Regions from separate parts of the Homo sapiens genome. Here region 1 is linked to region 2. Evidence: read pairs that join two places in POLR2A ChIA-PET (ENCODE). Cell type or tissue: OCI-LY7. All regions are shown on one strand. Each heading gives the region's core, and the rest is flanking DNA. Links, peaks and the distances in the headings are about the cores only. Region 1 overlaps S100PBP (S100P binding protein). Region 2 overlaps SYNC (syncoilin, intermediate filament protein).

Evidence for each region. ChIA-PET counts read pairs that join two places held together with the same protein. Peaks named below come from ENCODE experiments on the same cell type or tissue, not always from the same donor. Only the 100,000 strongest peaks of a DNase experiment are listed, where the experiment ranks them.
Region 1: POLR2A ChIA-PET joins it to region 2 with 5 read pairs; 3 of 35 experiments call an interaction of 5 or more read pairs at or near these places.

Annotation. Positions count from the first base shown.
Region 1 is chr1:32,832,842-32,838,222 of GRCh38, reverse strand. The region is part of intron 5 of S100PBP (S100P binding protein); the gene reads right to left. Among named protein-coding and RNA genes, the nearest start is that of S100PBP, 18 kb to the right of the region's middle. RefSeq lists an enhancer at 4,369-4,538. In OCI-LY7, for the core only: no CTCF peak of the experiment used is centred there; no DNase peak of the experiment used is centred there.
Region 2 is chr1:32,696,345-32,701,725 of GRCh38, reverse strand. All of the region lies in intron 1 of SYNC (syncoilin, intermediate filament protein), which reads left to right. Among named protein-coding and RNA genes, the nearest start is that of SYNC, 3.7 kb to the left of the region's middle. In OCI-LY7, for the core only: no CTCF peak of the experiment used is centred there; a DNase peak (open chromatin) is centred at 2,995.

The DNA of each region.
Region 1 (5,381 bases), core at 159-5,158, 140 kb before region 2:
AGCTGAGACTACAGGAGCCACGCGCAGCTAATTTTTTGTATTTTTAGTAGAGACGGAGTTTCACCGTGTTAGCCAGGATGGTCTCGATCTCCTGACCTCGTGATCCGCCCGCCTCGGCCTCCAAAAGTGCTGGGATTACAGGCGTGAGCCACCGCACCCAGCTGGCAGTTTCTCAAAAAGTTAAACACACACCTACCGTATGACCCAGTCATTTTACTCTAGATATTTACTTAAGAAAAATAAAAGCATATATATACAAAGATTTGTGCATGAATGTTCCTAACAGTTTTATCTGTCATAGCCAAAAATTGAACATAAGCCAAATGCCCATCTAAGTGAATGGGTAAACATTCACTTAGGGATAAATCTATATAATGGAATACTACTCAGCAATAAAAAGAAATAAACATGCAACATGGATGAATTTCAAAATAATTATCTTGAGACAAAGAAGCCAGACTCAAAAGAGTACATAGTGTATGATTCCATCACATAAAACTTTAGAAAATGCAAACTAACTGCAGTAGACACTAGATCAGTGGTCAATCTTGCCTGGGGATTAGAGGGGGCAGAGATAGGCAGAAGGGAGGAATTACAAAGGTGCACAAAGAAAGTTTTTAGTCCAATATGCTTATTATCTTTTTTTTTTTTTTTTTTGAGACGGAGTTTTGCTTTTGTTGCCCAGGCCGGAGTGCAATGGCGCGATCTCGGCTCACCGCAACCTCCACCTCCCGGGTTCAAGTGATTCTCCTGCCTCAGCCTCCCGAGTAGCTGGGATTACAGGCAGGTGGCCGGTGCCTATAATCCCAGCTAGGAGGCTGAGGCAGGAGAACTGCTTGAACCTGGGAGGTGGAGGCTGCAGTGAGCTCAGATTACGCCACTGCACTCCAGCCTGGGCAACAGGGCGAGACTGTCTCAAAAACAAACAAACAAACAAAAAGAACTTCCAGAGAGAAAAAGACAGATGACATACAAAGAAATAAAAGTTAAACTTATAACAGACTTCAGACTTCTTAAGAGCAATACTGAATGTCTTCAAATTTCTTTTTTTTTTTTTTTTTTTTTGAGATGGAGTCTTGTTTTGTTGCCCAGGCTGGACTACAGGCACCCGCCACCACACCAGGCTAATTTTTGTATGTTTTTTTTTTAGTAGAGATGGGGTTTCACCATATTGGCCAGACTGGTCTCGAACTCTTGACCTTGGGATCCGCCCACCTCAGCCTCCCAAAGTGCTGGGATTACAGGCGTGAGCCACTGCGCCTGGCCATGTCTTCAAATTTCTGAGCAAAAATTGATTTTAAATTTAGAATTTTATATCAAACTATCAATCAAGTATGAGGATAGAATAAAGACATGTTCAGATATGTAAACACAAAGAAAACATCTATGCACCCTTTCTTAGATATTCTCAGAGGATGTCCTCTACTAAAACCAAAAATAAGAAAGAGGAAGATATAGGATCCAAGAAACAGGATTCAACCCAGGAGGGCAGCAGAGGAAAATCCTGGGATGACAGCTCTGTTGCAGGGCTAAAGAACAAGCAGTGCAAATTGGAGCAGTAGAACAGAAGGCTCTAGGAAAAAGCTCTCCCAAAAAAAAAATTTAATGAAAGAAACTGAAGCAATTAACAACTCTACAAAAATAAACAATTCAAGAAAGAAAATGAAGCCATAATATACTACTTGGCTTTTCAGTGAACAATACTTAGTTGGGACACAAAAACAATGAATACTGATTTAACACCCTTTAGGATAGCTACTATAAAAAAAAACAAACAAAAACAAAAACACAAGCCAGGCACAGTGGTTCACACCTGCAATCCCAGCACTTTGGGAGGCCGAGATGGGGAGATCACTTGAGCTCAGGAGTTCGAGACCAGCCTGACCAACATGGCAAAACCCCATCTCTACTAAAATACAAAAATTAGCCAGACGTGGTGGAGTGCGCCTGTAGTCCCAGCTACTTGGGAGGCTGAGGCACGAGAATCACTTGAATGTGGGAGGTAGGGGTTGCAGTGAGCCAAGACTGTACCACTGCACTCCAGCCTGGATGACAGGGCGAGACTCCAGCCTCAAAAAAAAAAAAAAAGCACAAAAAAATAAGTGCTGGCAAGGATGGGGAAAAATTAGAACTCTTGTGCACTGTTGGTAGGACTGCAAAATGGTGCAACTGCTATGAAAAACAGTATGAAGTTCCTCAAAAAATTAAAAACAGACCTACCATATGGTCCAGCAATCCCACTTCTGCATATATATCCAGAAGAATTAAAAATAGGGTCTTAAAGAGATATCTGTAGACCCATGTTCATAGTGGCACAATTCACAATAGCCAAGAAGTGGAAGCAACCCAAATGTCTACTGACAGATGAATGGATTAAACAAAATGGTGTGTATATATACAATGGAATATTATTCAGCCTTAAAAAGGAAGGAAATTGAGTGGTGAGAAAAATAGAAAAAAAATAAAAATAAAAATATTTAAAAAGGAAGGAAATCCTGTCACATGCCACAATGGGTAAATCTTGAAGACATTATACTAAACGAAATAAGCCAGTCACAAAAAGATAAATATTGTATGATTCCACTTATAAAAGGTATCTAAAGTAGTCATATTTAAAAAAAAAGAAAGTAGAATGGTGGTTACCAGAGACTGAAGGGAGAGAGGGGGAACTGTTGTGTAGGTATAGAGTTTTAGATTTGCAAGATGAAGAGGTTCTGGAGATATGTTTCACAACAATGTGAATATATGTAACATTACTGAATTGTGCACTTAAAAATGGTTAAGATGGTAATTTTATGTTAGATGTATTTTTTTTACCACAATTAAAAAAAAAGATTAATGGGATCATGTCAATAGGAACAAGAGTCATCTTGAAGGAGCTCCCATTTATCAAATTTGAGACAAATTGAGCATCAAAAAGAAAAACCAAGAACAGTAGCTATAATTGATTACAACATATTGATTCTTTAAAAAAATCCATGAGGTTATAGTAATAGTAAAGTAATAGAAAATCTTTACAAAAGAATGCTAGTTAATAACTGTAGAAGAAATTATATATTTAGAAAATGAACATTTTTTTCTTTTGAGATGGAATTTTGCTCGTTGCCCAGGCTGGAGTGCAATGGCCTGATCTTCGCTCACTACAACTTCTGCCTCTTGGGTTCAAGAGATTCTCCTGCCTCAGCCTCCCGAGTAGCTGGGATTACAGGCGCCCACCACCACGCCCAGCTAATTTTTATATTTTTAGTAGAGACAGGTTTCATCATGTTAGTCAGGCTGGTCTTGAACTCCTGACCTCAGATGATCCATCTGCCTCAGCCTCCCAAAGTGCTGGGATTACAGGCATGAGCCACTGCGCCTGGCCAAAAAAGAACATTTTCTATGTAACTCCCAGTGCAGCAGCTCATTCAAGCAAGGATCATCAATAAATGCTCAAGCAATTAGGTGAACAGTTAGTTGTTGGGGAACAGGATATTCACATGGTACCAAAGCATCACCCCACAGATAATTTACTAATTAAAAAGGGGTAAATGTACTTTACAATGGGAAGACATGGCAGTTAACACCTTAACAAACTTAGTATTACTATTTGTGGAACAACCTGTCATTAAGTGTCATATATGCCTGCTGATTTGATTAGAAGGATATAGTGTAGGGTATAGTGTAGGATGAATACACAATAGCACCTAGGAATTATCCCTGCCAAAAACACTTAATTTGAATCTAATCCCACCTCTGGACCCAGCTTCTAGTTTACAGGAAATACAGAGAATGGAGGAACAAATTAAATGATACCACAAGAAACAGACAAAATTCAGAATGTGGGACAATCTATAAAACAAGTGACCTAAATTAAAAGAGATTAAGGAGACAATAACTAAATGTGAACTTTGATTAGATGCTATTTCACCAAAGTTACAAGAATATATTTTTGGGACAACTAAGGAAATTGGAATATGGAATATATATTACATGATTTTTTAAAAATTATGATTAAATATAAATTATCAATAAACAAAAAACATTTAACCTGACCAATTATTAAAACAAAATATGTTAAAATTTACCTATCAAATTGGTGACACTAAAAATTAATACAATTTTTTGGGGCAGGACCATCTGGTAACATGTAACAGTTTTTTAAATGTTTATATACTTTACCCAGCAATTCCACTTCTAGGGATTCATCCTATAGAAATAAGAATTGTACATAAACATTTATTGACCAGAATGTTCACTGCAGCATTACTAATGAAAATGGACACAATCTAATTTACCAAGATGAAATAAATTATATAATAAAATACTTTGTAATCATTAAAAATCTTAATTTCAAATATTTTACATGAAAAGGTCCTTAAAATACATTAAGTACAAAGAAAGCAGATTATAAACTATTAATATGTAATTTCCCTGTATATATTCTACCTTACAGGAAAGATAATTATCAAAATGTTAATTTTGTTATTTCTAGGTGGCAGGATAGATTTATAGGTGATTTTAAGTTTTTTTCTTTGTAGGAGAGAGAATCATTATTTCTAATGTCTGAAAGAATAAAAAATGGGCTGGGTGCTGTCTCACGCCTGTAATCCCAGCACTTTGGGAGGCCAAGGTGGGCGGATCACTTGAGGCCAGGAGTTCGAGACCAGCCTGGCCAAAATGGTGAAACCGTGTCTCTACTAAAAATACAAAAATTAACCAGGTGTGGTTGTCTGCGCCTGTGGTCCCAGCTACTCAGGAGGCTGAGGCAAGAGAATCGCTTGAACCCGGGAGGGAGAGGCTGCAGTGAGCCGAGATCGCGCCACTGCACTCCAGTCTGGGCAGCAGACTCTGTCTCCAAAAAAAAAAAAAAGAAAATAATAAAAAATGAAAGACAGAACAAAGTTATTTTTCATGATGCTAGAGGGCAGAACTAGGAACTACCACTAGAAGTTATAGGGAAGCCACGTTTGACTCAACGTAAGGAATAACGTTCTAACAACTAAAATTTTCTAAGCAATGAATGACCTGCCTTATGAGGTAATGCGTTTTGCATTATTAGAACTTTAAGCAAAGGCTAAACGGTCACTTGGCAAAAATATATAGAACAGACTTATGTGTTAGGAGATTAAAGAGAAGCTCTTAATGATCCTTTTCTACTTTAAGTACTTATAATTTCATAGAAAGTTTTCCATTTGCAGGGATACCAGAAAGGAAGTTGTTGGTATTTCTTTTTAAGTGTTATTATAAAAAAAAAACCCATGGGGCACTAAACTAAAGAGATTATACTTACATTAGAATAATGGAGTTGAAGGATGATTTACTTTGTTACATTCTACATCAATAATATATACATTATTGATAAAGTGAAAAGAGATAACTAACCCAATGGAGAGGATTCA
Region 2 (5,381 bases), core at 305-5,304:
CAGGGGCCCCAACTAAGCTGGCTTCCTCTCCTCTGAGCCTCCTGTCATCTGCTTCTTTCCCTCCTCTCTCTGTTTAAAAGAGGCGGCTGTGTGAGGGCAGCACCCAGCAGAGGCCTGGCACCATGGGTGGGGTGGTGGAGGCAGCACGATGTGTGCTAACAGCACAGCTTGGAGGTCAGGAGGCCTGGGTTTTACTTCCAGCTTTGCCATTCGACCTTGGGCAGATTTCCTCCTTGGAGTTCATCTGGTTTCTGCCTGTCTGCCCTTACAGAGCCCCACCCTAGGATATAGAGCAGAATGAGAACTCTGCTTGTCCTTAGGAAACTCACTATCAGGGAGACAGACACATGTACTTCTGTAACTGGAGCAATAAGTGTGAAGATGTGCTGCATACAGAGTGCCCTGAGAACACACATGGGGCTGTCTGGGAGATACTTTACGGAAGAGATGAAGTTTGAGCAGGGCTTGAAGGATGAGTAGAAATTTGTTAGATAGATAGAAGTATATTGTGGGCCCGGCGCGGTGGCTCACGCCTGTAATCCCAGCACTTTGGGACGCCGAGGTGTGCGGATCACCTGAGGTCAGGAGTTCAAGACCAGCCCGGCCAACATGGTGAAACCCGGCTCTACTAAAAATACAAAAATTAGCCAGGCGTGGTGGCGTGTGCCTGTAATCCCAGTTACTTGGGAGGCTGAGACAGGAGACTTGCTTGAACCCAGGAGGCAGAGGCTGCAGTGAGCGGAGATTACACCATTGCACTCCAGCCTGGGCAACAAGAGTGAAACTCCATCTCAAAAAAAAAAAAAGTATATTGTGACTGCTGCATGCCAGGCTTTTTATATGTGCTGTAGTTACCTCTTTTGGACCTCACGCCTATCCTAGGAGGGTGGTAAATACTGCAGGCCTTCTCCAGCCTCCACCACTTACAACAGTTGTGGAACCTTGTGTGAGTTCTTACTCTGTGCATTGGCTTCCTCATCTATAAAATGGAGATAATAGATGAAGATTCTTTCTTTCTTTCTTTTTTTGAGACAGAGTCTTGCTCTTGTTGCTCAGGCTGGAGGGCAATGGCGCAATCTCAGTTCACTGCAACCTCTGTCTCCCAGGTTCAAGCAATCCTCCTGCTTCAGCCTCCTGAGTAGCTAGGATTACAGGCACACACCACCATACCCAGCTAATCGTTTGTATTTTTAGTAGAGACGGAGTTTCACCATGTTGGCCAGGCTGGTCTCAAACTCCTGACCTCAGGTGATCCACCCGCCTCGGCCTCCCAAAGTGCTGGGATTACAGGCGTGAGCCACTGCACCCAGCCAATAGATGATGAGGATTCTATAAATGAGTATTCATGTAAAATGCCTAGAATAATCTTGAACACGGTGAAGTCATTCCAAGGTGGGCGGCTCGGCACGAGAATGATGAAAGGGCCGTCTGCTGGGAAAGCAGGGACTGTTGAATATCAGAGTGAGTTTGGCTGGCTGAGCAGGTGCATCCTTCCTGGCCCTGGCTCTAGGAGCTCTGCCTTCCCAGGTAGTACAGGGTTCTCTAGTTAGGTGGTTTTTGAGAAGCTGCAATTCTCAGCTGGACACCGTGGGCTTAGAGTAGGAGGTGTAAAAAGTTAATGCAAGCTCTAGGATGTCAAGCATTGGGTGGGTTGCAGGAATAATGTGAGAGGAAGCTAAAAAAGGTATGTTTGGGGCCGGGTGTGGTGGCTTATGCCTGTAATCCCAGCACTTTGGGAGGCCGAGGCAGGCGGATCATGAGGTCAGGAGTTCGAGACCAGCCTGACCAAGATGGTGAAACCCTGTCTCTTCTAAAAATACAAAAAATTAGCCAGGCATGGTGGTGGGCGCCTGTAGTCTCAGCTACTCGGGAGGCTGAGGTAGAGAATTGCTTGAAACCAGGAGCCGGAGGTTGCAGTGAGCCGAGATTGCACCACTGCACTCCAGCCTGGGCAACAGAGCGAGACTCTGGCTCAAAAAAAGAAAAAAAAAAAAAAAGGTATGTTTGGGCCACATCTTTAAGGACCTTGAAACCATGCGTAGCAATTTGGGTATTTATTGGTGAAGTGGAGCAATAGTTCACTCTGTGTTGTAGCAAGTTAACTGTGGTGGTGTAGAGAATAGATTGAGGTGAGGAGAGGAGGAAGTCCTTTTAGAAGACCAGGACAAAAGTGCCAGTGAGACAGGATGTCTTGGAGTAGGGCCCTGATAGTGGGATGCAGAAGAGGGGGATGGAGACTGTAGTCTTTCTAAGATAGAAAGGTCACTTTTTGGCCAGGCGCAGTGACTCGTGCCTGTAATCCCAGCACTTTGGGAGGCCATGATCCCTGGTGGATCACGAGGTCAGGAGATTGAGACCATCCTGGCCAACATGGTGAAACCCTGTCTCTACTAAATACACAAAAATTAGCCAGGCGTGGTGGCAGGCACCTATAGTCTCAGCTACTCAGGAGGCTGAGGCAGGAGAATCACTTGAACCCAGGAGGAGGAGGTTGCAGTGAGCTGAGACCACGCCACTGCACTCCAGCCTGGGCGACAGAGTGAAGCTCCATCTCAAAAAAAAAAAAAAAAAAGAAAAGAAAAGTCACTTCTCAGTGAACTGGCTATACAGGGGAGGGAAAGAGCTGTCTGAAGATTTCTTGCCTGTGGCCGGATGTGGTGGCTCATGCCTGTAATCCCAGCACTTTGGGAGGTCTAGGTAGGAGGATCGCTTGAGCTCAGGAGTTTGAGACCAGCCTGAGCAACATAGTGAGACTTCATCTCTACAAAAAGTTAAAAAATTAGCGGGTGTGGCGCTACGTGCCTGTAGTCCTGGCTACCCGGGAGGCTGAGGCAGGAGGATGGCTTGAGCCGGGGAGGTTGAGGCTGCAGTGAGCTATGATCATGCCACAGTACTCAGGCCTGGGCGACAGAGGGAGACTCCATCTCAAAAAAAAAAAAAAAGACAAAAACAAAAAAACAGAAACAGGAAAGACCAAAGCTATTTGCATTTGAGGGGCAAAGCAGCAAGAGAACACTCCCCAGTGGGAACTGACTGAGCTGGCAGGCAATAGGCAGCTGGGTCAAAGAGCTCAGATGTCAGAATGATGGAATCTGACTTCAAGAGCGTTTGACAGGATAGAAGGGTGGGCCAGTTCTAACAAGATGAACTTTTACAGAAACAAGAAATGTTGCTTACAAGCACTTGGTATGAAAAACTTTTTTTTTTGATACAGAGTTTGGTTTTGTTGCCCAGGCTGGAGTGCGGTGGCGCAATCTGGGCTCACTGCAAGCTCCGCTTCCCAGGTTCACACCATTCTCCTGCCTCAGCCTCCCGAGTAGCTGGGACTACAGGTGCCCGCCACCACGCCTGGCTAATTTTTTTGTACTTTTAGTAGAGACGGGGTTTCACTGTGTTAGCCAGTATGGTCTCGATCTCCTGACCTCATGATCCGCCTGCCTCAGCCTCCCAAAGTGCTGGGATTACAGGCGTGAGCCACCACGCCCGGCATTTTTTTTTTTTTTTTTTTTTTGAGATGGAGTCCCGGTCTGTCGCCCAGGCTGTGGTGTGATCTCGGCTCACTGCAACCTCTGCCTCCCAGGTTCAAGCGATTCTTGTGCCTTAGCCTCCCGAGTAGCTGAGATTACAGGCATGCACCATCATGCCCTGCTAAGTTTTGTATTTTTAGTAGAGACGGGGTTTCACCATGTTGGCTAGGCTGATCTCGAACTCCTGAGCTCAGGTGATCCACCCGTCTTGGCCTCCCAAAGTGCTGGCATTACAGGCGTGAGCCATCTCGCCCAGCCCTGGGGCACTGTTTTTGATACCCATCCCAATTTCTAGCTCTTGGGGAACTTAAGAATAAAGGCAAATTAAAAAAAAATCCTCAAAAGAGTGACAGTCTGAAAGCTGTCATTTGTGTCACAAGGATATGACACAAATGAAGAGGGCACTGGAAACCTGGACATGTATGGAATAACAAAGATAAGCTGGGTTTTTTTTGTTTTTTTTTTTGACAGGGTCTCTGTTGCCCAGGCTGGGGTGCAGAGTGGTGCAGTCATGGCTCAGCACAGCCTCGACCTCCCAGGCTCAGGTGATTCTCCCACCACAGCCTCCCAAGTATCTGGGACTACAGGTGTACACCATCATGCCCAGCTAATTTTTTGTATTTTTTTGTAGAGATGGGGTTTCGCCATGTTGCCCACGCTGGCCTTAAACTCCTGGACTCAAGAGGTCTTGGCCTCCCAAAGTGCTGGATTACAGACATGAGCCACCGCACTTGACCACGGTTATCTTTTTTTTTTTTTTGAGACGGAGTTTCGCTGTTGTTGCCCAGGCTGGAGTGCAATGGTGCAATCTCGTCTCACTGCAACCTCTGCCTCTTTGAAGTTCAAGAGATTCTCCTGCCTCAGTGAGTATCTGGGATTACAGGCATGCACCACCACGCCCGGCTAATTTTGTATTTTTAGTAGAGATGGGGTTTCTCCATGTTGGTCAGGCTGGTCTTGAACTCCCGACCTCAGGTGATCCGCCTGATTCGGCCTCCCAAAGTGCTGAGATTACAGGTGTGAGCCACCACGCCTGGCCGACCATGGTTCTCTTTAAGTGTTTAGATAACTTACACAGAAAAGAAGGTAGAAATATCTGATCCTAGAAGGAAGAATCAGGTAAATCCAGTGGCTAAAAGTTACCAGGAATTGCTGGGCATGGTGGCTCAATGCCTGTAATCCCAACACTTTGGGAGGCTGAAGAGGGCGGATCACTTGAGGTCAGGAGTTTGAGACCAGCCTGGCCAACATGGTAAAACCCCATCTCTACTAAAAATACAAAAATCAGCTGAGTGTGATGGCACGTGTCTGTAGTCCCACCTACCTGGGAGGTGGAGGCTGAAATGGCACCACTGCACTCCAGCCTGGGTGACAGAGCAAGACTCCATCTCAAAGAAAAAAAAAAGTTATAAGGAAGGTTTTACCTCAACATTATAATTTTATTAGAACTGGGCTGGGCGCAGTGGCTCATGCCTATAATCCCAGCACTTTGGGAGGCCGAGGCGGGCAGATCATGAGGTCAGGAGTTTGAGAACAGCCTGACTAACATGGTGAAACCCCATCTCCACTAAAAATACAAAAATTAGCCGGGCGTGGTGGTATGTGTGCCTATAATCCCAGCTGCTCAGGAGGCTGAGGCAGGAGAATCACTTGAACCTGGGAGGTGGAGGCTGCAGTGAGCCAAGATCGCACCACTGCATTCCAGCCTGGCAACAGAGCAAGACTCCGTCTCAAAAAAAAAAGGCGTGGTGGTGCTACTTGGGAGGCTGAGGCAAGAGAATCGCATGAACTGGGGGACAGAGGTTGCAGTGAGCCGACATCACGCTATTGCACTCCAGCCTCGGCAATACAGCG